4 separate regions of the Mus musculus genome follow, and regions 2, 3 and 4 are each linked to region 1. A link is a loop called in an ENCODE intact Hi-C map of the cell type or tissue named here. Cell type or tissue: left cerebral cortex. All regions are shown on one strand. Links, peaks and the distances in the headings refer to the core of each region. The heading gives the core; the rest is flanking DNA. Region 1 has its middle 36 kb from the start of Gm34468. Region 2 has its middle 4.0 kb from the start of Mmp17. Region 3 has its middle 83 kb from the start of Gm34145. Region 4 overlaps Adgrd1 (adhesion G protein-coupled receptor D1).

What was found. Hi-C counts contacts between places; a loop is a spot of excess contacts. Peaks named below come from ENCODE experiments on the same cell type or tissue, not always from the same donor. Only the 100,000 strongest peaks of a DNase experiment are listed, where the experiment ranks them.
Region 2: it touches region 1 in a loop (5-fold over the local background); 3 of 42 quality-filtered maps call a loop at or near these places.
Region 3: it touches region 1 in a loop (4-fold over the local background); 2 of 42 quality-filtered maps call a loop at or near these places.
Region 4: a loop joins it to region 1, with 2.6 times the contacts of the local background. A loop is called at or near these places in 2 of 42 quality-filtered maps.

The regions. Positions count from the first base shown.
Region 1 is chr5:129,453,631-129,461,485 of GRCm38, forward strand. No RefSeq gene overlaps it. Among named protein-coding and RNA genes, the nearest start is that of Gm34468, 36 kb to the right of the region's middle. In left cerebral cortex, for the core only: a CTCF peak has its summit at 3,299; DNase peaks (open chromatin) are centred at 1,704, 2,689, 3,258, 4,327 and 1 more place; H3K27ac peaks cover 2,926 bases.
Region 2 is chr5:129,576,211-129,584,065 of GRCm38, forward strand. No RefSeq gene overlaps it. Among named protein-coding and RNA genes, the nearest start is that of Mmp17, 4.0 kb to the right of the region's middle. In left cerebral cortex, for the core only: no CTCF peak of the experiment used is centred there; DNase peaks (open chromatin) are centred at 4,042, 4,357, 4,599 and 4,992; H3K27ac peaks cover 1,694 bases.
Region 3 is chr5:129,387,334-129,395,188 of GRCm38, forward strand. No RefSeq gene overlaps it. Among named protein-coding and RNA genes, the nearest start is that of Gm34145, 83 kb to the left of the region's middle. In left cerebral cortex, for the core only: no CTCF peak of the experiment used is centred there; DNase peaks (open chromatin) are centred at 3,707 and 3,907.
Region 4 is chr5:129,174,410-129,182,264 of GRCm38, forward strand. Adgrd1 (adhesion G protein-coupled receptor D1) reads left to right here. Exons shown (of 25, transcript NM_001347486.1): 16 at 3,640-3,743; 17 at 4,760-4,871; 18 at 5,134-5,287. Among named protein-coding and RNA genes, the nearest start is that of Gm46923, 62 kb to the left of the region's middle. In left cerebral cortex, for the core only: a CTCF peak has its summit at 3,653 (motif pointing right); DNase peaks (open chromatin) are centred at 3,655, 6,239 and 6,487.

The sequences.
Region 1 (7,855 bases), core at 1,130-6,129:
GAGAGTTCTACATCTTGGTCAGCAGGCAGCAAAAGGAGACTGTGTATCATATTGGGAGTAGCTTGAGCATAGGAGACCTCAAAGCCCACCCCCACAGTGACACACTTCATCCAACAAGGCCATACCTCCTAATAGTGCCACTCCCTATGGGCCAAGCATTCAAACATGAGTCTATGGAGGCCTTCTAACCCCCACGGGCCTTCTAATTCCATATCCCTGTATGTGCTGATCCAAATCCTAGCAGGAAGCCCTTTTTCCTCCTTCCTGAGTGTCTCTGATGCTGAAAGTGGCTGGGTCCCTTGGTCTCAGGCCTTCTTGCACTTTAGACCCTGACTACCTCAGCACTTGTCCACCTGGACCTCTGTCACATGGTCCACATCTCTTCACTGAACAGGAGTCCTACCTGATCAAAGCTCCAATTATAGTCCTGGGACACACACTACTGAACTACACTGGAGTGAGCCTTGGGGGCTATTTAGATCATGGGCAATCCTTCATTTCCACTCCAATCTCATGCTGATATTACTGGGGTTCTACCCATCTTGTTCCTTCTGCACTGGGAAGAACCCATCCCCCAACCCCTGCCAGCTGCCTGGGTCTTGAGTTATGACACTTTTAATTAAATTACTTTGCCAGAGGCTCTTCACTCAAAAAGCAATCGTTCTAATTGCTCATTTTGAGATCTGATCTGTTACTTCCTTGACAGAGAGGCCTGTGGCTATGACGTTGGCAGAAATTAAATGTCTACATCTATATATCCTATCTGTACCCACAGGTGCATGCACACGTGCGCGTGCGCACGCGTGCACACACACACACAGAGAGAGAGAAAGTTTAAAGGGACTTTTCCTATCTACCTGCCACAAACCTCCAAGAAACCACACCTCTCTGGCTGTGAGCAGTCTCTCGTTCTTCCATAGGAAGCTGCCATGAGACATCTCAACACTGTGCTGCACAGCTTCTGGAGGGGAAAGACCCACCCCAAACTCATGGAGCAGTCCTCTATAGAGATTGTGATCCCTGCAGCGTGGACACCTCTCTACCTACCCTTGTGTGTGTTCCTCAAGGTTCTTTGAGAAGGACCCAGACCGTGAGGCTGGTTCCAGGTATACCCTGACCTAGGGTAGGAAGCAGTTCGGCAGCCAGAACTAGGACCGTACCAATTTCACCTGTGCAAATCTTGTCTCTGCAGTGACATGCTGTGTCACTTTGGCATGTGCCAAATCCCTCTGGGCCACAGTTTTCCTATCTGCGTGCTAGGCAGTTGATCCCACAGTGAGACCAGCAGGCTGCAGTGTGCTGTAAGGAGCTGTAAGCATGCCCGTGCCATCTGTCCAGCACGCAGGCCTGCCCTCATCCCCACTGTCTCTGTCCAGGTCTTTGCCAGCATGTGACCAGGCTGACCTCACTGTGAGTGGAAGAGTGGATGCAGCTGCACTGTGGCTTCCATGGGCCTGAGGTCCGTGAGCGCTTTCGTGAGTTCTTCCTCCATAAAACAGTTCTCAAATGACAGCTTGTGGCTGGTGAGAACAGGAATCAATCAATGTTATATTTTTTAGAATGCTTCCTTTGGCCCAAGAGCTCATTTTTCTTCCAATTTGAAGAGAAACTAAAACGCTTTAGTCATCCCCAAGTCTTCAGTCAGCCTGGACACACTCCAGGAAGATCTGCATCCAGCTGGCACCTGCCTGCTAAGACTCTTTCCTGCGGCTTCGAAAAGAAACCCAGAACAGATTGCAACCGGACACTTAGGTCATGTGGCCGTCACTTTAGCCAATGCCAGGAACGTGGGCTGGAATATGCTGATTAGTGGGCGTGGTTTGCTCTTCCCTTGATGGTTGTAGCCCTATTCCTTTCCTAGAATCAAGTGCCCTGAGCAAGGGCACCCCAGCCCCAAGCAAAAAAACAAAGCTTGCAGACAGCAGGTGAATGCCAGACAAGGCAGCTAGAGACCACAGGACGTGATTGGGATCCACAGCCCAGGGACTCTTTTTGATGGCTTGCAAAGCTAACTCTCTAGGGATGGGGCAAAGTCCAGGCTGACACACAGACATCCGCATCTCAGTGTGGGGTTGTCCCCAGCAGTGCCTACAGCCTCAGCAGGGACTATTGTGGTCCACCCCAGAGCAAGAATCTACTCCACAGTGGTGCTGTGTCTTCAGGGCATGTGGACACTGGGTCCCTTTGGTTCTGGGAGAAGGAGGAGGAGGAGGAGGAGGAGGAGGAGGAGGAGGAGGAGGAGGAGGAGGAGGAGGAGGAGGAGGAGGAGGAAATAGAAACAGAGACAGAGGCTTTGTGCTATGGGCTGGACCTCTCCTTCCTGGCTACAGCTAGAGCCTGAACCCTCTCTGGGAGAGAGATGATTGGACTTCCAGATGGAAGAGCCCCCAAGAGGGCATCCCTACTTGCTACTGGGCAGTGCCCTTGTGTGATTGAACACTGCAGGCTTAACTCAGCAATGGAGCCTCTATGAGCACCCAGTAGCTGCTTCTGAGCGCACATAGGCATGTCCTTGGTGCTTGGAGTGGTACACACACAGCTCTTGGGATGCTTATGAGACATCATCCCAGATTCCAGAAACCATATCCAGGTGTCCCCAGAGCTCTGAGCATGTGAGAGCATGTATGGACACACACTCACTCTTCACACACACACAATGCTGTGCACACACTCAGTTTCCCTAGCTATGCGACACACCACATAGTTTGCTTTCTTAGGCTAATACATGACTTCACTTGAGTCTTCTCTCTCAGAGGGAGGGACGGAGGGACGGATGGATGTCAGAGCTCATAAGTCCCTTCCCACCTGCCCTGGATAGAAGAGACCAGTGGTCAGTGGAGAGAAGGAGGTCATAGTTGTACTGTCAGGGGCAGAGGAAGATGGTCTAAACATGAAAGGCCTTCAGAGAGCCATACAAGGCTGCCTTGTATAGGGAGTAGCCCCTCCCAAGCTGGGGTTTCCACACAAGATGGTATACGGATAAAGGTCAACCAGCTGCAATATGTGGCTTTGGGGTGGGGGTGGGGGTGTCACACAGGTCTTTTTCTAGCTTCACCCACAAACGGGAAGGGGGGCAGACACCAGGCTACAATGTGGGCAGGGTTGGGATTACTCAGGTCTATTTCTAGCTCCAGCCCACGAGCCACTGAATGAGACAGTTTGCGGAATGAGGCATTAGACCCCTGCAGCTGTGACCTAAGAGCAAAAGCCACCATTCTCAGAATGGGAGGGAGGCCAAGGGCCCAGTTATAAGGGAGAAAGGGGCTGAGGCTTCTTTCTGCACTGGCAAAGAGGCTCCCCCTAGGGACCAGAGGGAAGGAACTACCTTCTGCACCTTCCAGCGCTCCCAGTTGCTATGCAGAGCATCCCATCTTCCTCAGAGCATCGCGTCCTCCTTGCCAAGTGCTCACTTTCCTCATAACCACCCCCAATCCTTTCCCTACTGTGGCCCTGCTGCTAAGGTCGAAGTCTTACCAGACAGCCCTGAGCTCGGTGCAAAATGGCAGACTCCCTTTGCCAGTGGGACTTCCTCTTCTCTGAGGGATCCAGAAGCCCACCTGAGGAGTGTCACCTGAGATCCTGCACCTGAGAACCCTGGAATGCTTCCCCATGCTAATGAGGCATTTCAGAACCTCAAGCCTTCAGCCAATGACCTTTGCCTGCCCTGGATAGTCTCACCCCTTTCCCCAAAACTATATAACCCTTGAATCACCCCGAATAAAGGGTATGCATACAAGTCCACTCCAAATAAAGAAATAAGCTCAAGCTAAGATCATCTCAGAGAGCTGTTTCATTGAAGATTGCCAGAGAAGGCTTTCTCCTAGAAGAGCTGTAATACTAAGATCCTCAGAGAAGTCCTTCTGCCCCTTGGCCCCCACATTCATTCCCAGCCAGACCGGGATCCTGCAGGACTCCATCTGCTCTGCACTCTGCTTTATTATTCCTGCCCGGTGTGCAACGGGGTCTGAACAGCCTGAGGTGAATGAAGGCAGGGGAGTATCCAGAATCACACCCTACTCCCTCCCCAAAACTCCAGACCACTCTATATCATTGTCTAAACCAGCAGCCTCCCACAGCAGGGCGCAAGTGCTACCCCCCTGAGCCCTAGTGCCCTGGATGGTGACTGGACTGTGTCCACACTTCACAAAGACATTCTCTGAGAACATAGAATGGTGAGATCCATGGTGCAGGCCAAGGTTGCTGTGAACAGCAATACTACCAGGCTGAAAGGGTTAACCAAGAGCCGGAAGCTGGGGAAGCAGTGGGTGTCAGCCCTGAAAGGGATGAACAACCAGGGCCACTCTGCTCCCTGCGTCTGTCTCATCAGAGAAAGCAGGAGGGAGAAGAATGACAGGAGTTGGAGGGGGGTTCTGGAACACAATGAAGGATAACCACATATGCAAATGCTGAGGTCAGTCTCCTACACTAAGCACCAGCCCCCACCAGGATCCCCTGAGTCACAGGGGAAGGGGAAACAGGGATGCAGTTGTGTTGTAGGGGAAATGTCCCTCTGTCACTCTATGAAACACTGTTTCAAACAGTGACCCAGGAAGCAGGCTGTTTTTGTTCTTGGACCAGTCAAGAAGCCTGTGGACTCAGTGGACCTCAGGCGGGCTTCTCAGCCTCAGTGGCTGAGCCATTGGAAAGTTTCCCCGAATGAGGGCTGTTGAGATGACTCAGCCGATGAAGGCAGCCTGACAGTCTAAATCCAATCCCCAGAACCCACATAGGAGGAAAAGCTGAACTCCTGATAGCTGTCCGCACTCCTGCTGTCGTATGCACACACATGCACACAATCATTCATGCTGTCGTGAGAACACACATATACACAATAAATACAAATCACTTTTAATGGTGCCATGACGGACAGCAGAAGACAAGAGCATTCTCTACCCATCTGAATCTCAGAAAAGGACATTCCTGCACAGGCCATCAGCAGAAGGTCCCCTACATATCATGTCCCTTCTCCTCCCTAGCCTTCCTAGTCAGGGCCAAGCTGGACTTCAGGATGGGAGGTGGGGCCAGGTCTCCTGACTGACCCTGTCCTCACTGAGACTTTCTATTTCCGTTGTCATGACAACCTTAGAAAGCATGCATCCTCCCAGTGAACTGCCAAGTGCATTGAGTGTCACTGTAGGAACACAGCAGGTGCCAAGTCTCCCTGAAGCAATGTGACCTTTAGGAAGCATAGACCTCTCAGCTAGAGCCCTAGGCCAGAGCCAGCTCAGAAGAGCAATAGGGCTCAACTCATGAGTCATTAAAAAATATGCCAGGGCTGACGAGATGGCTCAGCGCATAGAACAACTGACTGCTCTTCCAAAGGTCCTGAGTTCAAATCCCAGTAACCACATGGTAGCTCACAACCACCCTATAATGAGATCTGACGGCCTCTTCTGGTGCATCTGAAGATAGCAATAGTGTACTTATTTATAATAATAAATAAATCTTTGGGCTGGAGCAGGGTTGACTGGAGCAGAGCAAGCGGGGCCGACCAGAGTGAGCAGAGGTCCTAAAATTCAATTCCCAACAACCATCTGTACGGCTACCGTGTACTCACATATATAAAATAAATAAATACATCTTTAAAAAAAATGCTAAAGTGTCCCCAGACAACTGTGTGGGGTGGGTCAACCTTCTGTGGGACAATAGGATCCAGACACACAGGTAGCCTAACAAGGCTAATGCAATATCCTGTCATTGTTTCTCCAAGTGACCTCAGGCTACCGTGTCCCAGATTGTACAGGTGCCCACCCCATGCTCTTCTGCAAGCTGAGCTCAGGACTCCTAACGGGATAACACAGGAGGGAAGACCAGCCAGCTTCAAGTCCGGGACAATGCTGCAGCACATACCCCACGCCTCCTCCCTGCCCTGAACTGCCAGCTCATCTTCCTGTGTCTGTGTCCTTCACAGTCCACAGCCCATCAATGCAAGACCTCTAAAACAGAGTCTCCCCCAAGCAGATCCAGCTGACTGCCCAGCCCTGTACAAATGGCCCTGCCAAGAAAATGGGGCTCTGATCCCATAAGTACAGTGAGCTGTGGTGACATAAATAAAATCAGCCCCAGGTCTCAGACATAGGGTGGAGAAAGGGGGAGGGGGGTGCAGGTCAAGGGAGCGTTACTCTGAGTTTATAGGGGCATCAAGCAGCCAGAAGGCTGCCTCTTCCTAGTATCTAAGACAATTCTCCAGATTTTGCTCATAAGAAGCCCACATGTGACCTGGGGAGAGAAAAAACAGAAAGTAGGAAGTAAGGGTCCCCCACAGGTGCCCACAGTGGAGGAGAGTTGGTGCACCCTGCTTCTCTATGGCTGGAATATCATCCCCTTGGGATATCATCCCCCAAGCCCCAGGTGTCACCTCCCTGGGATGTTGTCCCAAGCTGCCAGCCTACTTCTGTCACCCAGGCCTCATTTTCTGAGTGACCGCTCCTTCCTAGTAAGCCACGAGGCTGAGACACAGCCACAGGCCTCTCACTAATTAATGAGAGGCAGCAATTAGCCATTTACAGCAGAGCAAACGCTGGTAATGGGATTTCTAATTCTGGAGGGAAACGAAGTTAAGCTGTGTTCAGAGAAAACACAAGTTTGGAATCTAAGATGTTCTCAATTCTGGGCTCCGTTCTGGTAATTAATCAGACGGAAGTTGCTAAGCTCTACAGGAGAGACCAGAGAGAACGCCCCACTCACAAAACATCTGAGAGATGGAGTAACTTTCTGTCCTGGAAGCACCAGGGCGGGACACGTGGATGCTGCCTCAGAGGACACATGGTAAAGGTGTAGACATCCGTCTCACTGCCTTTGACTTTAACAATCCCTACCAGTGCCGCTGTACCTGCTCAGAACTGGGCTCCACATACATAGTAGAGTCGCAGCTCCATTCTGGACATCTCTGGGCAGCTCCGGGCAGCTCTGAGCCTCAGTTTCCATGGTGAGAATGGAATTCAGACTCTGCTCTGTGGTTTTGGATACAGTTAGAATATGTGTGTGGGATTGGACACTGTTGACATTTTCAGAGTGTTCCAGATATCCCTGTTGCCCCATCTGCCTTCTTCCTGGGATGAAGTCAGCTGGTGGTCTGCTTACCACAAGGCTGAAAAGGCCAAACATGAGTCCCCAAAAGACAACTGGAGAAAGTTGTCACCCCCCCCACCTGAGTCTGTGTCCCTCATGCACCTGTGCCCACTTCCCCTGCACCTGAGATGCCCCTCCCCCACTGCATGTGCTTCTGAGCCCCTCCCCCACCTGTGTCTACCTGCCCTGCCTCTGGGTCTGGCCAGAAGACAGCTGTCCTGTCCTCCCACGGCCCCACGCTCCCTCCTTTCTCCCATCCGTGCTCAGGCTCTGGGGAACACATCAGCTTAGCCAGGAGGCATGCTGGCCCAGCCTAGACTAGCAGGCTTCACACCCCCTCTACAGAACCTCTCCCAGCATGCTGAAAGGTGTCTTCGTTCAGACTTTCGAGCTGACATTTAATATTCTTGTTTTGAATCCGGAGACTGGCTGCACCGGACACAAGCCCTCCGCTTTGTCAACACTGACATTTCACACTCTAACTGGTGTCTCTTTCCCAAGGAGCAGTGCGCCACCCACACCACGTTCCCTGTGTACTCTAGTCTCAGGCTCACTGTCAGGAAATGCAGAAGGAAAGTTCATAGGCCCCGCCTCAGACTCTCATTCTCATGGCTCCCCTTGTAACCCTGAGAAGCTGACAGATGTGATCCTTCTATGGAGCTGACTCCTCAGAGCAGGAGCTTGGCCTCCCTGGCTGCTTTCTCCTCCTCCCTCCACACCAGCAGGGTTCAAGTCCAAATACAAGATGGTTATTGTGTCTGAAAAGCTCCCAGGGTTAGCACGT
Region 2 (7,855 bases), core at 1,729-6,728, 120 kb after region 1:
CTGTCCTGGAACTCCCTCTGTAGACCAAGCTGGCTTCAGACTCAGAGATCTGCCTGCCTCTGCCTCCCCAGTGCTGGGATTAAAGGTGTGTTTCTCCGGTATCTGGCTAAGTCACAGCTTAAGGGAATATAAACTTCGCCATGATTGACGTGGCAGTCCACCTCAGAAAAAACCCAGCCATGGACTGATGGTTAGAAAAATATGAGCCAAGTCCTAACTAGCAGCACTGCACCAGATAGCCCCTCGTCCCAAATCTTGAACAGCCAGGAGGAAATAGTCACTAAACATCATGTCCTGCCTGGATAAAATCTTTGGACTGGCAATATTAGGAGAAACGCAGTTGTGAGAACCATTTATTAAATCTTTGAGTTTTTGTTTTGTTTTGTGTGACAAGATCTCACATGGTGAATTCAGGCTGTTCTAAAACTTGTTATGTGGCTGAGGCTGGCCTTGAACTCCTAACCTACTTGCCTCTATCCCCTAATTCCTGGGATTACAGTCCTATGCTATGATCTCTACTCTTGGTTAAATCTGATATAAAGGGCCCTTAACTCCTCATGAGTGGTGGCAGCATACGTTGTTATGGTAGAAGTTGGTGACAAATCTCAGAACACACTTCTGTCTCCACAATATTTCTATGACTCAAAATACCCTAAATTTAGAATCTTATTGTTAAAAAAATGGGGTACAGAGCTAAACAAAGAATTCTCAACTGAGGAATACCGAATGGCTGAGAAGCACCTAAAAAATGTTCAACATCCTTAGTCATCAGGGAAATGCAAATCAAAACAACCCTAAGATTCCACCTCACACCAGTCAGAATGACTAAAATCAAAAATGCAGGTGACAGCAGATGCTGGCGAGGATGTGGAGAAAGAGGAACAGAACACTCCTCCATTGCTGGTGGGATTGCAAGCTGGTACAACCAGTCTGGAAATAAGTTTGGTGGTTTCTCAGAAAACTGGACATAGTACTACCTGAGGACCCAGCTATACCTCTCCTGGGCATATACCCAGAAGATGCTCCAACTTGTAATAAGGACACAATGTTCATAGCAGCCTTATTTATAATAGCCTGAAGCTGGAAAGAACCCAGATATCCCTCAACAGAGGAATGGATACAGAAAATGTGGTACATTTACACAATGGAGTACTACTCAGCTTTTAAAAATAATGAATTTATGAAATTCTTAGGCAAATGGATGGATCTGGAGTATATCATCCTGAGTGAGGTAGTTACAAAAGAACACACATGCTATGCACTCACTGAGAAGTGGAAATTAGCCCAGAAGCTTGAAATACCCACGATACAATTCACAAACCATATGAAACTCAAGAAGAAGAAAGACCATACTTGTACCCATCTTAGAAGGGGGAACAAAACACCCATGGAAGGAGTTACAGAGACAAAGTGTGGAGTAGAGACTGAAGGAATGACCATCCAGAGATGGACTCACCTGGGGATCCATCCCATTTACAAACATCAAATCCAGACACTATTGTGGAGGCCAACAAATGCTTGCTGACAGGAGCCTGATATAGCTGTCTCCTGAGAGGCTCTGCCAGTGCCTGACAAATACAGAAGTGGATGCTCACAGCCATCCACTGGACTGAGCACAGGGCCCCTAATGAAGGAGCTAGAGAAAGGACCCAAGGAGCTGAAGGGGTTTGTGCCTCATAGGAGGAACAACAATATGAACTAACCAGTACCCCCAGAGCTCCTAGGGACTAAACCACTAAACAAAGAGCACACATGGTGAGACTCATGGCTCCGGCTGCATATGCAGCAGAGGATAGCCTAGTCGGACATCAATGGGAGGAAAGGCCTTTGGTTCTATGAAGGCTCTATGCCCCAGTGTGGGGGAATGCCAGGACCAGAAAGCGGGAGTGGGTGGGTTAGTGAGCAGGGGGAGGGGATAGGGGAAGGGTGTTTTTCGGAGGGGGAACCAGCAAAGGGGATAACATTTGAAATGTAAATAAAGAAAATACCCAATTAAAAAAACCACACACACACACATTCCACGTCTGACAAGCAGGAAGGCCGGTGCTCTGACTGCCTGAGACGGGAGCACAACCCCCTACCTGTCACCCATTCACTTCCTTCCCGAGAGCCACCTGACCCATTCACAACCTAGGCCTCAAGAGTGCATCAGGAAGGATAGGGTCGTGGCTTTGCTGAGACACGTGACTACCGTTCCTCGAGAACAAGGCAGGCGTGGAACTGTTGGCAGCGTGCCTGGTAGGCATCGTTCTGCCTCAGGGATCCCATGATTGGGTTTCAAAGCTCACTTCCAGACTGTCTGATGATTGATATTCTCTTATTTCCTCCACGAGAGAAAGCAGTAACTGGAGGGACACTTGCAAAGGCAATATTTAGACATTGGCTTTAATAAAGGCAGGAGGGAGGGCAAGACATTTCCTTCCTTGTTCTTGTTTGGAATGAATAGTTCTAAAATAACATGTTAAGAGACATATAGATGTGATGACTACAGTTCTGGGTCAAGAGCTCTGTCTATCAGGTACATGGAAGGGGGTGGGGAGGCAAGGCATCAGACTTGGCCAATGGGTTGGAAGGCCTGTAGTTTGCTCGCCAGGGGTGTCCAGGAAGCCTATGAGAGATTAAGCTGAGTCCAGTGCTGGGACTGTGGGGGGCACAGCAACCAGAAGGATGGAGGAGGCAGAATGGGTCCCGGGATCAGAAACACAGGGTGGGAGTTGGGGGGCACTTTCAGGGGCCCGTGGGTATGAGACACTGCCAAGGAGATATGACAAAAGTGAAGGGGCAGAGTGTAACGGACACAACCCACGTTGCACCAACAGCCACAAGAGTAAACAGCACATGGCCCCCGTGGATGGTGGGATATCATTTAGCCTCTTAAGAAAAAACAGTATGGCTGCGCCTTGATATGCTCAGTGAGACAAGACAGTCAAAGAAAGAATCCCTTGACCGGGCATGGTGGCGCACGCCTTTAATCTCAGCACTCGGGAGGCAGAGGCAAGTGGATTTCTGAGTTCGAGGCCAGCCTGGTCTACAGAGTGAGTTCCAGGACAGCCAGGGCTACACAGAGAAACCCTGTCTTGAAAAAAGAAAGAAAAGAAAGAAAGAAGGAAAGAAGGAAAGAAGGAAAGAAGGAAAGAAGGAAAAAGAAAGAAAGAAAGGAAGGAAGAAAGAATCCTGAAGGCTCCCAGTACTGTGAAGACACCAGAGCAAGTCCATAGAGAGAGTGACAGGGGCTGGGGAGTCTACTTCAAATCCCTCAACAAACCTTGGTTTGGGAACTGGAGAGATGTCTTGGTGGGTAAGAGCAGTTGTTGCTCATGAAAAGAACCTAGGTTGGCTTTCTAGAACCCACAGGGTGGATCACAACCATCCATACCTCTTGTTCCAGGGGATCTAATGCCTTCTTTGACCTCCTCAGTGCTCTCTCTCTTGCTCTCTCTCTCTCACACACACACACACATGAGTAAATAAATATAAATAAATCTTTTTTTAAAAAGTTGGGTCAGCCAGGCGTGGTGGCGCACGCCTTTAATCCCAGCACTCGGGAGGCAGAGGCAGGTGGATTTCTGACTTCGAGGCCAGCCTGGTCTACAGAGTGAGTTCCAGGACAGCCAGGGCTACACAGAGAAACCCTGTCTTGAAAAACCAATAATAATAATAATAATAATAATAATAATAATAATAATAATAATAAAGTTGGGTCATTGAGATGCCTTGTTAAGTAAGGGGCCTCCACCCAAGCCTGACAGCCTGACCTATCCCCCCCACCCCCCCAGAACTCACACTTCGGAAGGATAGAGACTCCCACAAGTTGTCTTCTTATCTACAGATATGCAGGACTCCTGAGAGCATCCCAGGGCAGAGCACTGGGAAGCAGAGACAACAGAGACAAATGTGGGACAGGGACTGCAGAAGCAGGGAGACCGGGAGGAGTTGGCCAGCCAAGAAAGGCCGGGCTTGGAGAGTCTGTGAAATCTTCAGCACCAAGGAAAGATCCCAATGAACAAAGCCGGAGCTCTGCAAAATCAGGCGGCAGGAAGAGGAGGTTCCAACACCTTCTGAACTGCAGATGGTGCCTGCTGCTCACTGCTGCTGGGAGCTGCTTACATCAGCTACCAAGCTTCAAGAAAGTGGTGAAAGCTTGGAGCAATAGAAAATCGAGAGACGTTAGTCTCTGGCATAACCTTGAATTAGCCATGGTCTAGGCCACCCAGCTCTCAGGAGCCATAAGCCTCTGGGTCTACCAGCCACACCCCTAAGCTTTGGGAACACTGAGGCTAAGATCTGCCAACCCTAGGATGGAATATCATGATTCCTGTCAAAGCAAGGAAGGAGTGGCCAAGTGGGTGCTAACAATGACATCACCAAGCTCCCACCCATGTGTGCAATGTGAGATAGGCAAAAGGCGACATTGGGTCCACTTGAAGGCAGAGGCTGGCTACTACACCCACCCACCCACCTACCCCCACTCTTCCCAGCACTAGACCTGCGCTAGCAAGCTCTTAAGCCCAATGGTAGATATCTCTGCCCTCTGGGGCTGATGCCTCCAGGAGCCAGGCAGTGAACAGACCAGGCCCAAAACAGATGGCAGAGCGGGGAGGAGCCGCTTGGAGTGTGAATGAGGCGATGCTGAGTGAACAGGGAGTCAGGGGCGAGGGATGTTTTTTAGAGATGAAGCAAGCGTTTGCAGAGAGATCCGAGACATAGGCTTTCAACGAATCAGAAGACAAGACACCACCACCCCCATCATGCCCCCCCCAGCACGTGTGTGTGCGCGCACACACACACACGCACACACACAGTGGGTGCAAAGGTCCTGTGGCAAGAGGGCATCTGGAGGCCGTCAGAAGAGGTCAGGGGCTCTACCAGATGGGGGAAGCAGGCAGGAACAAGCAGGGTGATGATGTCAGAGCAGAGCAAGATGCCACGGGCTGAGGAGAGGAGCTTGGATTTGTCTTCCAAGCACATGAAGCACCTTTTCCAGAGTGTGACGTGGGCGGTGACATCTCAGTCATCTTTGGAACGGATGGCCTGGCTCTGATTCAGCAGGTTGCCTGTTGGAAGCCAGGGTGGAGGTAAAGACTGCGTAGGAAGTGCTTTGGGATTTGGACTAGTGGTTCTCAACCTTCCTGATTCTGGGACCCTAGACCTCTGGCCTAGGGCAAAGCGCCATAGACTCACTGGCTATAAAGTGCCAGCTCCAGCCCTAACTGGTAGCACTACCCTGGGGTTGCTGTTTAATGACACATCATAGCCTCTGCCTCCCTGGTCATGGGGCCAACTCTGTTATAAACAATAATGTGGCGGCAGCAGGAGTAAGGAGGGACCCATGCTGAGGTGTCCCTCTGAGAAATCACGCCATGGGACAGACCTGATGTAAGGGAGGTTTATTTGGAATGGAGGGGAGGGGACTGAGGACCTGGAGAAGGAGTAGAGGCAGACAGAGCCACAGGGCAGAGAAAGCAGGGATAGAGAAGGACAGAAAGAGAGACTGGCCAGGAACACGTGAGAACAGAGAAGGGGGAGGGAAAAAGAGGGGGGGGGAGAGGAGTTAGACAGGAGATGGGGAGAGTGGGGAGAGACAGAGAAAGGGGCTGGGGTACTTCTCTTATATGCTGTCAGGTGATGAGAGCCATATGATGACCTAATCTGTTGCTCGGTCGCTGGGAAGAGTCTAGCAAAATTGTCTGTAAGCCAACAAACTCTCCTGTGGCTTCTCCCCTGTTCTTTCGTCTGCTCCTTTGGAGTTTTGTTAAAACCACTTCCAAAACTCTCGAGCCCAGTTGGCCTGCAGCTCACCATCCTCCTGCCTCTGCCTCCCCAAACGCTGGAGTTTCAAAGTCCTGCTACCATGTCCGGGCCTCCTCTGCTTCTATCAGATCACTTGACAGTGGATTTGGGGGTCACCTAGACAATCCCCAGTGAGCTTATCTCAAGTTTTTTTTTAACTCAATTATAACTACAAGGACCCCCATCCTAGCTGGGTATGGGAGAACACAGTTAAAATCCTAGCACTCGGGGGCTGAAGCAGGACACAGTTCTAAACAAACCAAAAAAGATTCCTATCCATCTAAGAGTATATCTGTAGTGTCAAGTAGACATTTACCAAACTATAGGAGACCTGGAAGAAACTCCCAGAGCCAGATAGGCAAAGGCAGGGCACCTTGGGAGGAGGTACCAGTTAGAATTGGCAGAGTCAAGGGGACAAGGGTCTGGAGCCAGAGCCCCTAGAGCCACCCATTCCTGAACCAGTTCTTTTGTCCCCAATTTGCTCCACATTTCTCTGAGATTTCCTTTCCACATAGGGACATCATTTAGGAGAGGCCCAGAGACCTCAGAACAGATAGAAGATGGGGCCACCCGAGCTTTGAAGCTGATCTCAGAGGGCCTACGAATGCAATACGTTTCTCTCTTCTTGTCTAACAGGAGAGCATCGATCTTCTCCCTAGGGACCGAACCGACCTTCCTTCTAATGCAGCATGAACTAATGTCATGCATTAATATTGTAAACCTGACGGGCTGTAGGATCTCCTAGGAAACAAGTCTCCCAGCACACCTGTGAGAGATTATCTAGATTAGGTTAGCCTCTGGACACGCCTCGAAGGGATTATCCAGATTAGGTTAATTGAGATAGGAAGACCCATTTTTAACTAACTGTGGGCAGTACTGTTCCACGGGTTGATAGGGAGTTTGTTCCACATAGCTAAACACCCGGGAGATGCTACTGTCTTGTGGCTGCGCACTCTCTGTCTCTAGGGCTTTCTCGTGTCAAGGTCCTAACCCCCGCCCTCCCACCCCCCAACCCACGGACCCATCTCAAGCTGGTGCAGAATCTAATCTTCTCCCCAAACCACCCAGACCCCCGAGAGCAACAGGGTATGGATAGACACCAGCTGGGAGTTGAGGGAGGGAACTTTGCCTTCAAAGCAGGGAGTCACCCACCCTCTCCTTTAGAGGCATCATCTAAACCTCAGTGTCCGCGTGCAAACAATAAATAGACTGTAATCCTAACGACACCGAGGGACTAGAGAAACCCGCGGGGAAGGGGCTGGAGACCCAGCCGCTGGGGCGGGGGCTTGGGGTGGGAGGGCGCTGGTTTTGAACTCTGTCCCTTGGCCCAGCCAGTTTCCACATTGTCACTCCACATTGTCTCCTACTTAGGTATTATTTTCTCTGGACCTCAGTTTCTTTGTGTACAAATTGGGAACTATGGTTTCCACTTCTTACGGGTTGCGAGAAAGAAAATTTCATCTGTAAAGTGCTGAGCGGGTGCCAGATCCCAGCTAATGTTTGCTATTCATAGCCTCCCGGCTCACGGAGATAGAACGGGTCCAGCCCGCCGGAAGCATGGGGGGTTCACTCCCCGCCCCTCAAAACAAAGTCTCTTTTTTCACACCTGATGCAGACCCTCAGCAGCAGAGGCTAGATGCTCCCTGGCGGACTAAGGGGAAAAGGTGCTCTGTGCCCAAGGCTCCATACAGGACTCAGGTGTGCTCTCGGCCTAGTCTCCCGTCCTAAGCCCCTACTCCCGCCCACGCTCACCCATCCCATCCCACCCCATGCCCCCGCTCCCTCCTACGCTCTCTTGTATCACACTAATCCCCTCCCCCACCTCCGATCTCTCAGAATCGGGGTGCTTACTCCCACTCGCCCCAAGACTCTGTGGCCCGCGGGCTCCCCCGTGTGCCCATCACGCGCGCTGCAGCGGTCTTTAGGTCCTAAGTGACCTGAAACTAAACCAAGGGTTCTAGCAGGCGACCAGGGGGCGCGTCCAGAGGACGGCAGAGAACTCTAGGACACTCGCAGCCCGATCCGCCGGCTCCCTGTCTGCAGCAGTGCTCCAGCCTTCGGGGTG
Region 3 (7,855 bases), core at 1,298-6,297, 66 kb before region 1:
TTTATGTGGTTGTGTGCAATTGGCCAAGACAGGGGTGTTGGAAGATCTTCCATTTGCATACCCAGAGGTTGGGGGGTGGGTGGGTGGTCATGTGGGGAAACCCTGTGAATTAGGATCAAAGTCTACTTTGACTTTGGGTCATAGCTTCTCTGAGCTTGGCATACAATGGCAGACACCCTTCAGCAGGACTTCCCCTTCTCTGACCTTGTCCGGGGAGCCTGAACCCCACACCCTCAACCTGGGGAAGGTCGAGTAGTCCTTAGCAGACCGGCAAATTCAATTTCCTCTTTTCCCAAATAAGAACCCACCCAGCAAGTAACTGGGATTCCTGGAATGCCTCTCCATCCAAAGGAGTTATTTCCCAGTACTTAAAACTCTGGCTAATGAAACTTTACCCTCAGAAGAACCCCTTCCCAGTTTCCAAGGGTCCTACATACCCCTGGTTCACCCTAACTAAAGGGTATGCATGCAAGCCCAGCCTGAGTAAAGCCCTGTGCAGGGGTATCTGAACACTCTGAGAGGTAGGCAGCAGAGGATACAAAGCCACAGCTGCCTTCCCACCCCACCCCACCCCACCGCCGCATCCCCACCACCACCACTCCCAACCCCCCGCCAAATGCATACCACAGGTCAGGGAACCTTATAAAGTCAAACAACAGTGCAGCTTGATAATTGCCAAGGTAATAAATTCTTACTAGGGCTAACAGTGGGGCACCTGACTTCCTGGCACCAGGTTGAGAGAGGAGGGAGCCAATGACTGTCAGCCTCATCTGAGGGATCCAGGACTTGAAGCCCTCCTCAATCTTCCTCCATTAATCCTGGGTCAATGTCCTCCCTGACCTCAATGTCCCCCCTGACTCCTCGCCAGGCTCTCTAGACAACCCTCCATTCTACAAGAGATAAGGCTGATGGCTCTTGGGTCTGTCCCATACAGTTGAGGCGTCACTGACAGCGACGGTTTCAAGAGCAGGAGTCCTCAGAACTGAAGATCAGGGTTGCTTCCTGCCACAGAGCCCGGTACTCCTGGGAACCCATTCTACCTCAAACCATCCCCCACGAGAATGTATGACAGGTGAATGCAACGTATCATCACTTTGACCTCTCTCAGTCAGGTGGTCACTTGGCGGACACAAATTATCGGCTCTCAGCATGCAGACATCTGAGGGTGAAGTGTGAGATGCTTCTTGGAGGCACGTGACCTCCATGAAGGGCAGCTAGTCATGCGGTTCTTACGGGCAGGTGGCGGGGGTTAATGCAAGTGGCACTGTGATATGTCAGTGTCGGGAGAAGACGCCCTACAGCTCAGTAATCATGATGCAAAGCCCTCTGCCACAGGCAAACCTCAGATTTGCCTTTTGTTCCCTGCCCTCAGTCAGTAAATGGCTGATGGGGACAAATGCACTCAGAGGCAGTTTCGATGGCCATGGCCTCTGGCCAAAGACAGAAGCTCTCTGAGTTAGAGGCTGAGGATGGTCTTAGCAGATGGAGCGTGTATCACAAGCACAGAGAGACACTCGTTTTTCTTGCAGCGCGTTTATATCCTCATTCTGATGGACGATCGATCGTCGTTGAGAGCCACAATCCAAATGGTTGGGAGGAGGCAGAGAGATACATCTTCCGTGCAGAGCTCTCTGCTCCCTGTCTCTCCTCGACAGTGTTCAAGGACCCAGAACAAGGTTTAAAGTTCCAAGGGCAGGGGATGTCACAACAGAACCAGCTTCCCTTCCTCCAAGAGGCTTACAATATTGTCCGGATCTGTCCTACAATTGTTAAGTATGAAGAACCTTCTGGACTGGGGCTAGAGAGCTTGCACTGGCTGTTCTTCCTGGAGGACCCGGGTTCCATTCCCAGCACCCGCATGACAGGTCCCAACCATCTGTAACTCCAGTTTCAGGGGAGCTAACACCTTCCTCTGGCATCTGTGGGTACTGGGCGTGCACGTGGTGATGCCTAGACATTTATGCAGTCAAAACATTCACATACACAAAAAAATTAATTTTTTTTCTTTAAAAGAGAGCCTTTTAGATTTACAGTAGATAATTGCAAGTGTTTGCATGCTTGAAGATCACCTGAGGATTTAATGGAACCCAGATCACTGGGATGTGCCCCAGCTTCTGGAGATGCAATGGGCAGTCTCCCTGGGCTGGTGCTGACCACAGCTGTTGGAGATGGTAAACCCCAGATGCCTGGCTATGTGACAGGGTTCCCATAGGACAACAGAAGCCGCTCCCTACCATGGCAGAACTGATCCACCTCTGAATATAGAGGATGAAAAAGAAGATGAAGACCCAAGAGCTGACAGCAGGGCTGGAGAGACGGCTCAACAGCAAAGAGCATGCACTGTGCTTGTAGAGGAGCTGTACTCTTCCTGTCTAGCATGATCCCAGGGACAGACCTGACTAGATGATCCCAAGGACAGACCTGACTAGATGATTCCAGGGAGAGACCTGACTAGGGTAGTGAGAGAGTGAAAAAAAACAGAACACAGACAGAAAGTTGGAGCATGGTAGAATGGGCTCTCAGCTGAAGAAACCACAGTACCCTGGATGCTCAATGTGTTTATTATAGAGAGTTGAGCAGGGAGGTGGGGTTATTGCACACAGCTGAACAGCGAGACTGGGTTACCATATATTGGATTAAGGTGACAGGTTTAGCTAATCTTGGTAGGGAGCAGTCTCTGGAGGAGAACAATCTTCGGACCATGAGTATCGGGGGAAGAGAGCTAAGGCGGATATTTTCTGTCCACACTGTCAACATCCACACATGGACCTGAAGTGAAGGCTTTGTCATTTCCCTCCAAGCCTCACCCAGGGGCAAGGCATTGCCATTACTGTGTGGGTCTGAGACTCTAGGGTCCTCAACATGGTCATGTCCTTGTCAACAGTGCACATTCACCAGGACTTAACTCAAGGTTTGATCTGCTCCATGCAGAGCTGATACAGTTCCAGATCATAGCTGCAAGCCCCCTGTGTGTGTATATATATATGTAAATATATGTCATATACATATACATCATATACATGTACATATACATCATACACATGTGCATATACATATACGTCATACACATGTGCATATACATATACATCATACACATTTGCATATACATCATACATATATACATCATATACATGTGCATATACATGTGCATATACATATGCATCATATATATAACATACATATTTACACACATATATTATATACATATATGTTTATATTTACATATACATATATATCATATATTTATACACATGCACACACACATATAAATGCTGTCTCTGTACTGGAGTGTGAGATCCCAGAAAGCCACAGCCCTGCACACAGAATGCTGAAATGAAAATAAATCCCCTTCCTGGAGACAGAAGCGTCACACCCTACCTAACCCCACTTTCATATCCCAGGGACCCAAGAACAGCCAAAAGAGGCAGTCCTTGCAAGGACTTCATAATGACAGCAAAACCTTAATAGGACTGTGAGTTAGCAGGTCTAGTTGGAGCTCTCTGGGGACTCTGCAAGGCCAGGGCCACTAGCATCCTTGTCAAACACAAGAGTGGAGAGACCAGGAGCAGTAGAATTTCCCTCCCTGCTGCTATCAGAAACTTGCAAAATCCCAAGACCAGCCTGACTGGAGAGAAAGCGGATATCAGTCCCTGCTGAGTCTCTGCTGCATGTCCACCTGGCCCAGATTGCTGGCTCCCTGTGGACTCATTTTGTTTCCAGCTCCAGATCTCACTTGCAAAGCCCAATGCTCTCCCCCCCCCCTTCTCTCTCAGGAGTTTGGCAAGGCGGTCAGTAACAGAGGTGTCTACAGAATGAAACCCAGCCCCTTTGCGGGATACTGAGGGAGAGGCTCCCTATTCCTTACTGAAGAGAGCAGCTTGGCACAGGAAGTCAACAGCTTGCATCCACCACAGGCACTAGAAGGAGCCAAGTTCACCATGCATGCTGCAGCTGCTCCTTGCACCCACTGCTCCCCTAACCAGCCCTGGAAGGCAAGCAAGAGATGACAGATACCCACAGACACTGGCAGGCGGTGAAGACATATCCCACAGCAGACCACAACACTTGAAGAGGTACTTGAATCAGCAAAGATGCACAGGACTTATGCCAGAGAGCTACCTGCATGGCCGGCTGGTCACTGAGGAAAGTCACCTGCCACCAAGCTGTTCTATATAGTGTCAAAGGGACTGTGGGCAGTATTACCTATCTACCCACTGTGGCTCTATAGGGGACATTTCCTACCACAGGCTCATGAAGTCCAGACAGAGGCAGCCCTCAATAGCACTTCTGCAGAAAGAGTCAGAGGGTGGAAGGTTCCTCCTGTATGGGCTCTGGGAAGGGGAATGGGAAGAATAGGAGTAGCAGTGGCATGATGTTCTATGCACAGTGATGGCCGTGGTCCTGCAGGTGCTGATTTGGGTAAAAGCAAAAGATGAGCTGGGCACAAGAGCTAGGGATAGGCTGGGCGTGGTGGCTCACGCCTTTAATCCCAGCACCTGGGAGGCAGAGGCAGGCGGATCTCTGAGTTCCAGGACAGCCAGGGCTACACAGAGAAACCCTGTCTCGAAAAACCAAAGAGAGAGAGGGAGAGAGAAAGGGAGAGAGGGGGGGGGGGAGAGAGAGAGGGAGAGAGAGAGGGAGAGAGAGAGACAGAGAGAGACAGAGAGAGAGAGAGAGAGCGCTAGGGATAGACTGACAACCCTGAACACTGAGGAAGCCTCAGGCTTGAGGGTAGACCAAAGACGGGACCTTTCTGGTGGTGCTCTGGTGGCTCAGGAGACAGACTAGGCTCAGAGCTTCCTGCCCTTCTGCCAACTCTGATGGAAGAGGACGGGAAATGAATGCAGCCCCCCCCCCCACCCATGGTCTGGCCTCCTCACTTAGGAACAGCCAGCAAGGTTCCAAGAAGTCCAAGAGAGCTGTGGCCACTTGTCAGGTTAATTTACAGTGTTTGGATTCATTACAGAATAATTATCTCATCGATTTGCTGTTGGCGTGTTTATGGGTTCTGCTCTCCGATCAGGAAAGATATAGAGAAGCTAAAGTAACTTTAATTATGTTAGTGCCTGGGAAACTCGAAAAGTTTGGCACCTCAAATATTTTTAAATTCCAGAAAAACGGAAGTGACCATCCACAACAAAGTTTTAGCACTGTGGGGCCAGTGGCCTGGGAGGTCACATCCTCAACCCAGCCAGGGGGATGATCACTGTGAACTCTGTCCACTGGTATCTGGGTGGGCTTGCCTTTCATTTTTACAGAGTAAAGGCCAGACCCCATGTATGACACCTACTTACTTCTCGCTGCCCTAAATATTTATAGCAGCCCTTCAATTCCCCATGAGGAGCCTCTCCTACCCTCTAGCCCTGTGTCTGAAGGTGCGATAGTACCCCTAGGTCAGGAGGGACCACGAGAGTCCTGTTGCTCCACCCTGCCCCACGAGGCCTGGTCATCAAATGTAAGGCCAGAAGAGGCAAGAGGTCCTTTTGAAGGCTGGATTGCAGCAGCCTTTCTGCCACCAGGAGGGCTTTGCATCTGCTCTGAAGCAGAAACCTGAGAAAGAAAATGCTTAAGAGTGAACTGCTGTGCCTGACTGAGTGACTGTGAGTCAAGGTGTCCATGCTCTGTCACAGTCACTGCGCAGGGGTGCACACACAAGCACCCAGAAGAGCCACTCTCTGCCGGATGCAGGCATCAGCATCCTGCTCAAGGGCATAGTCTTTGCAAATCAAAGAGCTATGTCTAGAGCTTAGAAAGCTAAGGCGACCCTAACTTTAATAAATAAAGTCAAATCATAATGAAGACTTAGTACAAGGGTTGAGAATAAAGATCAGCATGATCTTTGTCCCCTAATGCAAGTGGCAGAATTGACCCAGGTTTGTCTGAACAGTCAGGAGCACAGAATCAATGAAGAATGAGGGCTGTCAAACTCAGATGCCACCAGTGTCTCCCTTCCGGGTCAGGCGGGCCCTGGGGCTGGCCTCACTCTCTGGCACTCAGCCCCAGTGTCTACCTCTCAGAATTGCATCCTGCAGCTCTTGACAGAAGCCTGAGCCTAAAAGATAGGAAAAAACATTCATATGCTTCCTGACACCTGTCCTCATGAAGTGGTGGTTTTGGGTGCATTGTGGGATATAGAGGAAACCCAGATGTCTCCTGTGGGAGGTGGTCTGAAGAAGAATAGCAGGTCTCCCTCTGCAGCAGCCAGTCCTGAGGGTAAACCACAGGCCTCATCCTTCACCTCCCCCAAGGATGAGGTGTCTCCCCCCCCCCCCCCACTGGCCTTCATGCCCCATCTTTTCCCCAAGTTCACGCTGACTCAGGCTTAATGGACTTAAGGGGGACTTGACCTTCAGGGGTCACTATGATGCATGGGCATGTCTCAATGACCTGCTTTTCTGCTAGTCACAGGATTAAGACCCATCTTTCCCACCAGGCTCTACTGGCAAAAGGGCGTGGCTGCAACTCACAACCCCACCCACCTAGGACACTCCCCACTGCAAAGAGAAGCCCTGAAGGACATAGCTCTTCTCCTCACGCCCACAGGGAGCTTATTTGGAACCACAACAGAGACCCACAGTATCCAACACAAGGAAGCTTCTGGAACGATGGCATATCTGCATGTGCACCTCCAAGCCAGCTCTGTCTGCCCATGCTGTATAGAAGAGGAACGAGCAAGACGGAAGCACGGTAAAGACAGGCTGACTCTTCAGACTACAGGGAGTGAGAGAGCCTGCCAAGAGCCAGTTGGATTGAAGTCACAGGCTCCTGGGATCGCTGGGACAGGTTGTGGGAGGACTCACAGATGAGATCATGCATTTCAAAACATGATGAATATGAATGATTGACGGGACTTCAGGCCCTTGGCTGGCCCTGGGCTTCTGGGCTCAGCACTATGAAGGTGGGCTTGCAGTGCCAGCTCTCTCTCTCTCCATATGTTCGTGGACATCCTCTACTCCCTTCTCTCTCTCTCTCTCTCTCTCTCTCTCTCTCTCTCTGTCTCTGTCTCTCTGTCTCTGTCTCTCTCTGTCTCTGTCTCTGTCTCTCTCTCTCTCTCTCTCACACACACACACACACACACACAGAAGCCAGTACCAGGCAAACATGAGGCCCCCACTGAGGAATAATAAGCCGTGGTGCTAGTGTTTGGTCTGGTTGTTTGATTTGGTAGGATTCTAGCTGTTTGATTTGGTCTGTTCACCTCATAATAGGCTATTTGTGTAAGAGCCTCATTCTGAACTTCAGCTCTGATGATGGAGAAGTGCGGAGGAAGAAGAATGTGCGTCTCACACCCAGACAGCAGGGAAAGGGAGAACCAGGGAGAAAGCCACAGGGCCAACTAGCCCAGTTCTACAGACAGATGGGTGCCTGCAGAGGGGAAGGCCTGGGGAACTGGGGTGGGGGTGGGGTGGGGGAGGGGGAGTCGTGTCCTCACAGCAAGGGGGTGTGTCCTGAAAGCAAGATGGCTGAAAGGTAAAACAGAAGAAATGAGAGTGGTGTGTGGGTGATTGAGGGCGTAAGCACAGGGCTATGAATGCAGGCTCTATGCCAGAGTTGTTCAAGGTTTTCTTATGTCCTCTCTCTCTCTCTCTCTCTCTCTCTCTGTGTGTGTGTGTGTGTGTGTGTGTGTGTGTGTGTGTGTGTGTGTGTGTGTGTATCTGTCTCTTTTTGTCTCTGTCTTTCTGTCTCCCTTCTCTGCTTGTGAGCATGAGCACACATGTGCATTTGTGTGGGGTTGGTGTGTGTAATCCTATATAAAGGTCAAAGAACAACTTGGAGGCGTTACTTCTCTTCTTGTACCACCTTCCACACTAACTTACTGGTCCTGTTTAGAGCTGTCCTCTGGAAATCTACCGGG
Region 4 (7,855 bases), core at 1,755-6,754, 280 kb before region 1:
AAGGTGACCTGTATGGAGGCATGAAAGCAAGGGGTGATGAGACTGGTGGAACCACTGTGTGAGCTGCTTTGGGGGTGGGGGGGGCAGGAGTGCAGCATAGCCAAAACCATATGGGTGTTTCCTAGGGTTGGAGGGGTCTGTGAGGACTGGGCACAGGCAAGCTCTTTCTACAGGACATTCAGCCTGTCTGTGCATGCCAAGCAATGTCCAGCAGATACTTGTATCCCTGTCCTGGGCTGTGGGTCTGCAGTACTCACCCCCTCCACCCAACTAGGGTTCCTCCCTGCCGTGTGCTGTGTGGGTCTGCTGAGCCTCAGCTCTGCCATCTGCAGTCCAGCTCAGGGCTGCTAGCTCCTGGAGGCCCATGGCAGTTATCAGAAGGAGATGGAGTGGGTACCATTCAGTCTGAGAACCCAGGCTCAGCGCCCTGCCTTGAGTTCCTAACTCCAAGTACTCAGCTGATGGTTCTGCTTCTGAACCATCCTTCATCCTTGAACCCCCCCCCAGCCCCCGCCCTCCACACCTGGCACAGAATGAACTTTGAGCATGAGGACCTCAGGGATGCCCTGGTTGTGATGGCTCACGTCAGATTGGGGTGGAGACAGGAGGATGGGGAGCAGGCCTAGCCACTCCCTCTGGAAGTGTGGACCTCTTCCATTAAAACATCAGCGTCGGAGATGGCTCAGCTAATAAAGCATTTATCATGCAAGTGGGGGCTAGAGTCTGGGTCCCTAGCCACCCACAGAAAAACTGAATGGGCTTGGGGGATTCCTGGTTCAAGCTGACTAACTAGGATAACCCCATTGGCTCTGGTTGTAGCCAGAGACCTTACCTCAGTAATAAAGGAGAGAATGGCTGAGGAAGATGTTGGATGCCATTGCTAGAGACCTCAGGGCAGAGTCTTTTCTTTCCTCTTCATCTTCCTAATCCCTATCTTATTCTCTCCCCTGTTGCCTCCCGCTTCAAGTGTTCATTCCTGTCTCCCTTTCTGTCTCCCATTGTCTCATTCACTCCCTGTGTCAGCCTTCTTGTCGGTTGCTTCCCATGAGACATCTTTCCCTAAGGCTCTGGGGAGGCTCCTGGGCCACTTGGGCCATGGATGTGAGCCTAGGAAGTCACATCAGAAAGGACAGTGTAAACTGCTTCTAGGAAAGTCAGGGAGGGGAGGAGAGAGGAGGGACTCTGGGACAGAGCAGATAAAAGGCTTCCAGGTAACGTCTGGGGAGCCCCACCCTAGGTCCTTACTCTGGGGTCCACCAGTCTTATTCCAGAATCTTCATTAAGAATCAGCTGCTCTGAAGCTGGGGGTGGGGAGCTGTCTCCTCTGGGATCCTATTTGAGGAGGAGGCTGCCTTCAGAATGGGGGTCTTGCTCCATGGGGTAAGGGGTAGGCTTGGTGACTAGGTGCAGGGACAGGTTAGATGAGACAGTGCCCAAAAAAATGAAGCAAAGGACTGGCCAGCATGGGCAGCCTAGGCTTGAAGGTGGAAGTGTACCATAGTCTGAGTTTTGGTTTCCTTATGGGCAGGGAGCCCCAAAGGAGTCCAAGAACCAGATGGAAGAGGCATAAGATAGTGGAGGAATTCTTTGTGGATTTTTGTAGAGATTATACACACACACACACACACACACACACACACACACACACACACACACACACACAGAGCCACCTCCCTCTCCATTGGTGGTTTCCATCACCACCGACAAGCCTTCTGAGCCTGCAGCAAGCACCTCTTTGTTCTCTGAACAAAGGGTGAAGATTGCTCCTTTCTTACAAATGAGTAGGTGCATCTTGGAGATTGCTCCAACTAGGTGCATACAGACCAGCCCCTTTCACGTGTCCCCTCAGGATTCTGACCTCCGTGGGGACCTGCTTCAGTGGTAGTTGTCTCTCCAGCCATTCCACACACCCCTTTAATTCTCCTTTTGAGTGCTGTAGGTTAGTTAAATCCCCCTGCTGGGCCTGAAACCCACAAAAGTTCAATGTCAAAGCCTATCTGGCTGTTTTCAAGCCTCTGAGATGAGCTAGGGGATAAAGGGGACTTTGCCAGCAGTTACCACTGCCCCCCAGCACTTTGGGGTCAGGATCTGCCAGCAAAGGGAGGGGGTCCTTATCTCCTGGTATCTGGTGTGACATGAAGGACTCAGTCCTGAGAATCTATACCACACCTGGCCCTGTGTCTTTGGTCCTTGGATTTCCTACCTCCATCCTTGCCTGGCTTTGTATCATAGGTTAATCTTAGTTCCTGACAGCCAGTACAGATAATGGGGAAAGAGCCTATTTTTTGTCTCTGTGGGCTACAGGTATCTCTCAGGAGAGTGGCTGCATCCTGATGTGGTGGCAGTTCCCACCAGGACTCCAGGGACTAGACTCTGTCCTTTAGCCAGGAAGGTAGCTCCTTGTTGTGATTGGCAGCTTAGTCAATCTATCAACCTTGAGGAGTCTCCTGGCTTTTGATGAAAAAGTCCTGAATTTTATTCATTGTGAAGGACTTGTGCACCTCATTTCCCTGGTAAGCCAGGTGGCTGATGGGAGACAGAGAGACTCCTGGGTCCTGGTAGGAAGTATCTGAGGCCCAGATTCCTTATCGGACTCTCCCATGGGGTGACCTGAGCTGCAGAAGGCCTAGTCTCGATGTCTAATTAACTCCGTGAGGGGGTCATGGCATCTCCATCCTTCCACAGTAGCTGGGATGTTCATGCCCACCTGTACCTGCATTGTGTATCCATTTCCATAGGACACAGAATGCTGACAGCCTGGGCTCAGCCCCAGTAAGGCTCCTGCCTGTGGTCAGCAAATGATTGAGATGAGGGATACTCGCCAACCTCGAGCCGCCCAGCGAACCATGGTGGCTCTCAAGGCCTGGCTGTATCTAGGCTCTGTCCAGGGCCAGAGAGTGCATGAGGGGGAAGCTCAGCCTCCGTCAGAGCTGGGACACCATCCGGTAGAGCCAAAAACCCAGCCTTAACAGAACAGGGCCAGGTACCAGATGCTGAGGCATGGATGAGAACATCAAGCCCAGGCTGCTGGGCTCCAGTGGGATGCATAGTCTGTTACATATGTCTTGTATTGCATGGAAGATGGTCTGTCACAACAGATGTCAGTCCAGGTGACCACATAGGTGCCCACTTAAGAGATGGTCCCAAGGGCTGGTGTGTGCCTGCCAGTGAAGGCAAGTATATAGTGACTGTCAATTTGGGGGTTAGTGATACTGAGGACAAGAGACCTGGAAGTGATCCTCTCACCCAGCATGCTGTGTGTAGTTTTCCTAGCCTTATGTCTGTGCATCCACTGGTACCCACCTCAAGCCCCTCACTGTTGCTCTCTGAATTTCATAGCCAGAGGAGGCACATATCTCTGATCATCCTAGATCACCCATTCAGACATGGCTGGGAGTATGGTGGTAATACAGGCCAGGTAGCTTAAGTGGGGAACACAGCGGATACAACGGAGCAACCCAGAGCACGGGAAATGCCAACCCTGAATTCCAGTGTGGTGTAGCCCTCTTTCTGTGAGGCAAGTCTTGGAGGTTGGCATTACAAGGTCAGCACTGTGGGTGTAACCACTTTGGCACCATCCCAGCCAGGGGATGGGATGGATGGAAGGCCAGCCTCCCACATCTCCTTCTGTTCCCGCAGCTCACACATGGACACCAGGTGGCGCTGTCGTCCATCAGTTACGTTGGCTGCTCTCTGTCAGTTCTCTGCCTGGCTGCCACCCTGGTCACCTTCGCAGTACTGTCGTGAGTCACCCTCTCCTTGTGTCCCCAGGAAGTCTAGAAAGTTACTGGAAATATAAGTGTTTCCTGTCACTCTGGCCATTCCTCTGTCTGGCTCTGAAGACCCTTTGGGGGGGCGGGGGCATGCGTCCTAGCTAGTAGGGGTACAGATGTGACTATGTGACTGTTCTCCGGTGACTTTCACTTTCATATCTGAGGTGCAGAAAAAATGGAAATAGCAGGGCCTGTAGGGTAGGGTCAGCAGGTTTTAGACATGTCAGAAAGGTCTGGAAAGTCCCACCTTGGCACTTGAGTTCCGGTGGGATCTGAGCCAGGCGAGAGCTAGCACATACATCCTTGACTGCACCCTCATCAGCAAGCAATGGTGCTTGGTTTTGAGGCCAAGTTATGCATAAATGCCTTTGGATGGGGCCCATCAATAACCAAGAAAGCCAAAGAATAAATAAATGCCTTCTCGAGCAGTCTGCCACGCACAAGGAGACAGTGCAGAGGTGAGCATCTTAGGGTGGGAGGCCAGAAAGCCCTCCCTATTGGTAGTCATCCAGGCCTCCAGGAAGAGCCCTGCCAGGAATGACCATAAAAGAATGGCGGGTCCTGTAGCCACCCTCCTGTATCCAAGAGGCGCCCTCCCTTCCTGCTGCCCTCAATTTCGATGATGCCCATGACGTCATGGGGTGTATTTTCTGCAGGTTCTAATTTAGAATTTCAATTAGTTCCCTCCATCTCCCCCACCCCATCCCTCACAGTGGAAAGGGTGAAACAGAAGAGGGCCCAGGGAGGTTAGAGGAGCCACTGAACTTCCGGGAAGGGCTCAGGCTGTGCAGAGTGGCTGGAACTATGAAAGGAAGTAGGAGGCTAGCCCAGAACAACCAGGGTCCAAGCAGGGAGCTATGGCATGGGCAGGGGTAGGAGCTATGAAGATACTCATGGTTTCTCAAAGAGAAGTAGAGAGGGGACCCGAGTGGGGGTAGGATGTCGAGGCTGAGCTCCGGGACTTACACCCGCCTCTCTGTCTTCAGTTCTGTCAGCACCATTCGGAACCAGCGTTACCACATCCACGCCAACCTGTCCTTCGCTGTCCTGGTAGCCCAGGTCTTGCTGCTGATCAGCTTCAGCATGGAGCCTGGCACGGTGAGTGGGTGCTGACCCTCGGCCGGCAGCTGTCTCTTCTTGAGTCACGGCAGTGGCAGTGGCAGTGGGCATGGCTGGGGAGTAGCAGTGGGCATGTGGGGAGTGGCAGCAACACGGGCTGTAGAACTCTGGCCTGAGAAACTGAGCCTTGCCTCCCCAGGAATAAAATGAGGTCCTGGGAATAAATAAGAGTAAGCAAAGCCTCAGCACGGCCCCCCCATGTACCCCGTGGTCTCACCCTGCACCTTTGCTTGGCTACCAGGTCCCGTGCCAGGTGCTGGCTGTCCTCCTACATTACTTCTTCCTGACCGCCTTTGCTTGGATGCTGGTGGAGGGACTACATCTCTACAGCATGGTGATAAAGGTCTTCGGCTCAGAGGACAGCAAGCACCTCTACTACTATGGGATAGGCTGGGGTATGTAGTAGGGGAGGGGCAGAGGGCAAGGATAGGCTGGGGTGTGTGGCAGGGGTGGGGCAGATGGCAGGGGTGGGACCTATTAATATAGGTTGGGAGGGATGAGGTGGGCCGGGTAGGGATGGGGCAGATGGAATGGAATGGGTTCTGGTGGCAGAGAGGCAGAGCAGGTGACTGTGGGGCAGGGTTTGGTAGAGACGGGATGGGTTTAGATGGAGATGGGGTGGGTTTAGCTAGAGATGGGTTGGGTTTAGGTGGAGATGGTATGGGATGGGGGGGGGATCAGGTGTGGAGGGACATTGCTGGAGATGGGATTGGTCAGCGTGACTCATGGTGTATCAATATACCATTGTCTTGGAAAGAGTCTGTGTTTTGCTGTTGGACAGCGTGTTCAAACCCTGTCAGGCTTAGCTAGTTCAAGGTGACATTCGAGTTCTCCATTCTGACCTAGGTCTTTCCTCTGTTTGCTCTGCTCATTTTTTTTTTGAAGTGAGATGTTGACGTCACTTGGCCCGTTCCTGTTTCTGCTCCCTCTCTGCCTTCCTTTGACTTAAGTGGGTATTTTCCTGTGTGGCGCTTTAATACTCTTAATGAGCTCACCTTGTATTTCCTGGGTCGTTTTCTTTAGCGGTTACCCCCGCACATACTGTATGCATTTCAGCATATTAAAATCTATTTTATGTTCTCACTAAATTACAGTGAGACGGGGAAGCGTTGCTGTTAAGTGTTTCTATTACTTTATCCCCTTTTTTCTGTGGTTATTGCTACACATATCACAACTGCATGGGGGGCCAAGGGTTATGGTATCTCTTTATCAACCTCCCCTCTCTAACAGAAGCCAAGAGAGGAGACCGAGGGTGTGTCTCTGCAGGGTGTGTCTTGTTATCCATCGGACGTACCATGTCTGGTCTTCTGGTCCTCTGCAGATGTCCCTGCAGTCTGAATTGCCATCTGGTCTTGTCACCACGCTCCCACACTGCGTTTCCCTCTCTCCCTCCCGTGTACCTTGGAAGCTTATTACATTTCTATTTGTTATGGACCTAATAATGCAGCTCTATAAATGTCATTTGATATTATTGCTTTTTAACTCAATTGAGAGAAAAGAAAAGAGGAGGGCACCCAACTCCACCGTTGCTTATAATTTCATAAGCTATTGGTGTCATTGTGTGTAGGTCTGTGTTTCTATGTGTGTCCACGAATCTGGGTGCGCGCACGTGGGTGTGTCTCTGTGTTCGCGAGTCTGTCTTTCTGTATGTGTGTGTACATGTGTCTTTGTGCCTGCACTGATGTGCCTGTCATTGCTGTGCGTGCCCCTAGCTCTCTTCCCTGAGCTGAGCATTCTCTTTTCTTTCTGTATCTGGCGAAGCAGCTCTGTCGGCTGTTTATCTCACAACGTCCATCTTGCCTTCATTTTACAAGGTGGCTGTGCTGGACTCGGTTGCTTTTCCTAGGGACACCTTGTGTTCCCTCATTGCCTCTGTCTCCACGGTTGGCCCTGAAGTTCTGCTCTTCATTCTCTCAGGTCCTGGAGCCGGAGGGCTGCTTTTCTCCCATCTCACCCAGCGTTTCCTCTCCCTTTCAGCCTTTGCACTCAGTCATGACCAGGCTGCCTCCCTTCCCAGCTTCCTGGCATTCCTCCTGGTCCTTATCAACTGTTGAAGCAGCCGTGGTGTCTTCAGACACCTGCTTTGCTCTGCTCTCCTCTCTGGCAGCCTGCAGTGCCCACCAGAAGTGCCATGGTGTCTGAGTTTCTCTGGGAACCCTGTTGGCTCCTGTTTCCTCTGATCTCCATGTAGCATAGTCTGCATGGTCCTGACTCTTCCTCCGGCTGCCTGGCCCCTGCCAGCTCCTCTAGTGAAGTTTTCATTTCAATGATTATACTTCTTGGTTCCAGAGTGCTCATTTGACCCACGTTTCTTCTTTGAGAGAGAGAGAGAGAGAGAGAGAGAGAGAGAGAGAGAGAGAGAGAGAGAGAGAAACGCATCTGCTACCTGATGCGTTCTGCTGATAGTTACTTCTATCAGTGTCTTTAATGGCACTGGTCCCTCCCAGGCAGTCTCTCAGATATGTTGTCACTCTGTGATCTTGTGTGACTTAGGACCTTTTGGATCATATAGTTCGGGGCTCTGAGCCTCCTCCTGTGGCTACCTGTTCACTGGTCCACTACTCTGTTACTTGGACTGCTTGAAGCTGGCCCTGGGCTGGCATTTCCTATCAGAGTGGAGGAACAGGGTGAAGTTCGAACCCAGCTGGTGTCACGCTGTTCTTCAGAGGGCTCTGGGAAGGGACAGTGGCCCCTGAGAGTCAGTTACAGTAGGGCACAGAGGGCTGTCGCACTTGTATTGATAAACACACTGTGTGGTCTGGGATTAGAGGGGAGGGCAGCACAGGTGTGTGTCAACAGCCTCTTTAGAATGGGGCTTTCTAATGAAGAGATGAGGGCTAGAGATTTTAGCTCTGCCCCAAGGAATACCCTGCAGGCCTGGGCTGGGGAGCTTGGGGGGTGGGGGGGAAGCAGAGCCATACTCATGTCACCAGGCAGGAAGTAGGGAAGCCACTCAAGTGCCC